Linked DNA regions of Homo sapiens: region 2 is linked to region 1. Evidence: chromatin loops called from intact Hi-C (ENCODE). Cell type or tissue: GM12878. All regions are shown on one strand.

Region 1 (2,500 bases):
GGAAACAACAGGTGCTGGAGAGGATGTGGAGAAATAGGAACACTTTTACACTGTTGATGGGACTCTAAACTAGTTCAACCATTGTGGAAGACAGTGTGGCGATTCCTCGAGGATCTAGAACTAGAAATACCATTTGACCCAGCCATCCCATTACTGGGTATATACCCAAATGACTATAAATCATGCTGCTATAAAGACACATGCACACGTACGTTTATTGCAGCACTATTCACAATAGCAAAGACTTGGAACCAGCCCAAATGTCCATCAATGATAGACTGGATTAAGAAAATGTGGCACATGTACACCATGGAATACTATGCAGCCATAAAAAAGGATGAGTTCATGTCCTTTATAGGGACATGGATGAAGCTCAAAACCATCATTCAGAGCAAACTATCACAAGGACAGAACACCAAACACCACATGTTCTCACTCATAGGTGGGAATTGAACAATGAGAACACTTGGACGCAGGGTGGGGAACATCATACACCACGGCCTGTCATGGAGTGGGGGCAGGGGAGAGGGATAGCATTAGGAGATACACCTAATGTAAATGATGAGTTAATGGGTGCAGCACACCAACATGGCACATGTATACATATGTAACAAACCTGCATGTTGTGCACATGTACCCTAGAACTTAAAGTATTTTTAAAAAAAGGAAAAAAAAAAAAAAGAACCCAGACCATGTGGAGGACATGAGCCAAGCTAAGAGCTGGTGCTAACCACCACTCAGATGAGTGAGGTCATCTGGACCATCTGGCACCAGGAAACTGCCAGATGTCTGCAACTGTAGGAGTAGCCCCAGCCAAGGCCAGCAGAAGAGCCATTTGCTGAGCCCAGCCCAAATGCCAACCCACAGTCACAAGAGCATGAAACGGTAGTTGTTTCAAAGCCTGGTGTGAAAGCCACCTCTTCCCTGAAGCTTCCCTTGACTTCCCCTCCACACACACTTTCCTCCTTTCCTCAACTCCTGTACTTTTGAATAAGCACCCCATTATTTACTAGTTGATTCTTTCTCGTCTTTGTTGTCTTCTTTGTAGTTGTTGCTGTTTAGTGGGCAAACATTCTACTTTCACAACTAGATTGTGAATGATCCAGGATTGGGAATTTAGACAGAGTGAAAACTCAGTAAGTAGTTGTTTGCTCTAAATATGGAGACCCCCTTAGTGAAGGGAAAGGGTTGGACAATTTGCATTACTGGAATTCCAAGGCCGCCGTCCCAGCAGTGAGAAGTAACTCACTCGGGTGCCTTGGCACATAGCTTAGTGTGCAGGGACTCCAACTGAGCGGTGAGACGTGGGTGGCATCCTGGGTTTTCATCCAGCTTCCTGCTATGGAGGGGCACCAATTGGTATTTCTCCCAGCTATCAATACGGATTATTCCAGGACTTTGCTTCTAAAATGGCATTGCAACCTCTTAATCAAATAATGCCTGAGGAGCATCGACAAATAATGCCCTTGCTGGCAGAGCAATTGCAAAATGACAGAAGAAGTTAGGGAAGAAGTGATAGAACAAGGCTCCCCAGAAAAGACCAAGGTGACTTGTGTGAAGGGTCACCTGGCTCAGAAATACAGGGAGACTCTTGGGGGTCCCTGCTTTCTCTGCAGTGGGCAGGGAGCAGGGGTCATCTCCTCCTTGAGTAGTGACGGGGGAGCAGCCTGAACCCTTGGCCTTCCCCACCCTGGGAATGGCAGGTGAGAAGCCACCTGGCCTTGGCATGTGTGCAGGTCACGTGAGAGCAGAGGCATATGCAGGTGCCCAGGACACATCTGGCCTCTTCTCTGCCACTGCCTGGAGAGGATGTGGGCCGTGAGAGCAGCACTGACCTTGCTTCTGCCCCCACCCTCCCTGCTTTCTCCATTCTCTTCCCACCAAAGCCCGGGATATTCTCTGTCAATCTCCACCAGCAGTGGCGTCGCTCTGGTCTGTCAGGATCTGGGCTAGCTGCACTCAGCCGGAAGCCACAACTTTTCCACGTGGAAATTGGGATTTTCTGTGATGTGGCCCCATTCTCTGGTTTTGGCCTTCCTAGTGACAAGCTGGCTGAAATGGCGCCTGGTCCTTTACCCCACGGGGAAGGGCAGACCCAAAGCCAACTTCCCTCCATCTGCCCCCAGTAGGAGGGGGGTCCCCCGAGCTGGGGCTCAGTAGCCGCCTTCCCCAGCCTCTGCTGTGGCCTCCAGACACCCAAGCAGGCCCCCCACCCACCTGATTCAGAGAGATGGGAGCAACGGGGCCGCCTCCCTCCCGGGAGCTTGTGTTGGGATATGTTTGGGCCCAGGGATCAGAGACCTGGGTACTACGTTAGTCTGTTTTTGCCTTGATGTTATGAAATGCCTGGGGCTGGGTGATTGATAAAGAAGAGAGGTGTAGTTGGCTCACACTTCTGCAGGCTATACAAGCGTGGCACTGGTACCTGCTCAGCTTCTGGAGAGGCCTCAGGGAGCTGTTATTCAAGGTGGAAGGCAAGGCAGGGGCAGGCACGTCACAC
Region 2 (2,500 bases), 130 kb before region 1:
GGAATGCACAGTTGAGACAGCATCATAAGAAATGTCCTGGCGGAAGGGACGTAAACGCATTATGTGTAGATAATAAGAGTGTTCCCCATTTGGTCATAGGGTGGATGAATAGTGAAAGACAGTGCAGGAAATCAGGCGTGGCCTGGAATATGGATCGTGGCTTTGAACCCTTTACAAGGCTTACACTGTGTTCAGGAGCAGTGGACACACATCCAGGGACAGGGTTTGAGGACAGGAGATGGATGTAATCACAGCTTGGCTTTAAAAATGTGCCCATTAATGATAGACTGGATAAAGAAAATGTGGCACATATACACCATGGAATACTATGCAGCCATAAAAAAGGATGAGTTCATGTCCTTTGCAGGGACATGGATGAAGCTGGAAACCATCATTCTCAACAAACTAACACAAAAACAGAAAACCAAACATCACATGTTCTTATTCATAAGTGGGAGCTGAACAATGAGAACACATGGGCACAGGGAGGGGAACATCACATGCTGGGGCTTGTCGAGGGGTGGGGGTCAAGGGGAGGGAGAGCCTTAGGAGAAATACCTAACGTAGATGGTGGGTTGACGGGTGCAGCAACCACCATGGCACGTGTATACCTATTTAACAAACCTGCACATTCTGCACATGTACCCCAGAACTTAAAGTATAATGAAAAAAAAAAAATGTGCACCTGGCATTTGGTGTGGAAGGTAGACCCAGGAGGCACAGAGGCGGCTTCAGCAGTCTAGAGAAATAGTAAGAACATGGGGGAAAGCATAGACGACAGTCACCCTGCTCACTGCCACCCCACTTGGTGCAGGAGGGGACCCCAGGCCACCTATACAGTCAACACCTTCCACGCTGGCTCCCACCACTCCTCACCCCATCTTCTGCTCTCTGACACCCTGGCCCCCTTCCTGTGTCTCAGATCCGCCAAGACTTTTTCCTTTATGTAAGACTTTACCCCAAATATTGCATATCTGACTCATGTTTTTCAGTTCTTGACTCAAATGTCACCTTTTCAGAGAGCTTTTGTGGAACTAAAAGTTAAAAAAAAACAACAACTCACGCCTCAGACTTCTAGCATCTGACAGTTGAGAGAAGCTTACATTAGATTAACTCTCCTGTGAACAAAAATACTCTGGAAAACCTACGAAAATACAACTATTGGAAGGCAATGCAGAGTCACGATGAGGCTGAGGACTTGCTGCCAGAGATTGAGGCGACCGGAGTGGCTGGGACTGGGGTGAGAAATTCTGAAAACGAGGGAGTCATGTGGGGAAGCCCCAGCATCTGCTGACAGAACGTGTTCATAGCCTTGCCTGCCTCCTGGTGTCAACATGCAGAGATGTGGCCTCCCTCCTGGCACCTTCTCTCCTCACCAAAGTGCCATGGGCAAGACTCACAGAGAAACAGTGAGCCCCTCAGAACTGGTAGCTAAAAGCCCATGGCAGGCTGCCCGGATTCCCTGGCCCTTAGTCACCTGGATTCCAAAATACCAAATTGACATAGACTCCAATGAACCTGCTGGGGAGAAGCTGCTGGAAGGCTGGCACGGCTGAGCAGAGATTCCAGCGGCTCCCCAGGGCTGAGGAGACAACTGGAGTTCAAGCCCCACACTTTAATGAATTTGGCAAATCAGGCTTTCCATTGAGACCCAATGCTTAAGCATTATATAAGCACCATATTCCAGAACTAAAGCTTTTACCTTAGGATTAAGGACAACACAGAAGCCTTCTAACAAAGTCTAAAGCCAAGCATCCACATAATCAAAAGTGATCTTCCAGCAACTTGCCTGCCTGCTGGCACAAAGCTCAGCTTTGTCTGAGAGAGGGTACAGAATTCAGAATTCTATGACATAGCATTCACGATGCTTTGCACAGAATCAAGACTTACTAGACATGGAAGTGAAGAAGGAAAATGTAATCCATAATCAAAAGGAAAAAAAAATCAATGGAAATGAATGAATGAGTGTTCAGACGCTGAAATTTGCAAATTATTTAAATAAGTAGAATAAATATGTTAATTTGTATGCAAGAAAATTTAGATGTAATGAGTGGAGAAATGGAGGATTTCAAAAGAGATACAGAAATCTAATGACAAGCAAAGTATAAATATTAAAAGTAAAAATTTTGATATGTAAAATTAAACATTTATCAGATGGGGAATATAAGGAAGGATCAGGGAATACAAAGAAGTGTTGATAGATGTAGAAAGTAAAAAAGTTCCTCTTCAAAGTTTCCCTTCTTATTAAAGAATAAATCATAAGTATTAGAAATAATAGTTTCTTTTAAAGACTAGCTTTATGCTAGACATGCTCACAGGCATGTAGTACATTCTATGTCCTTGTACTTTAACCAAAATATCTGTGCTGGAAGTGCTCACAGGCATGTCCCAGCTCGCAGCCCATGCCCCTTCCTTATTTGGAAATGTTATTACTTTTCTAAGTCCTTTCATAAGCAAATTCCTCTTTTCCTTTGTCTTTCCATTACTTTTACCTATTTAA

The links. Peaks named below come from ENCODE experiments on the same cell type or tissue, not always from the same donor. Only the 100,000 strongest peaks of a DNase experiment are listed, where the experiment ranks them.
Region 2: a loop joins it to region 1, with 5 times the contacts of the local background. A loop is called at or near these places in 1 of 110 quality-filtered maps.

The regions. Positions count from the first base shown.
Region 1 is chr9:134,986,336-134,988,835 of GRCh38, forward strand. No RefSeq gene overlaps it. Among named protein-coding and RNA genes, the nearest start is that of FCN1, 70 kb to the left of the region's middle. In GM12878, no CTCF peak of the experiment used is centred here; no DNase peak of the experiment used is centred here.
Region 2 is chr9:134,857,304-134,859,803 of GRCh38, forward strand. The region is part of intron 1 of LOC101448202 (a long non-coding RNA gene); the gene reads right to left. Among named protein-coding and RNA genes, the nearest start is that of MIR3689F, 7.7 kb to the left of the region's middle. RefSeq lists enhancers at 541-690, 981-1,270. In GM12878, a CTCF peak has its summit at 1,330 (motif pointing left); a DNase peak (open chromatin) is centred at 1,128; H3K4me3 peaks cover 649 bases; H3K27ac peaks cover 1,961 bases.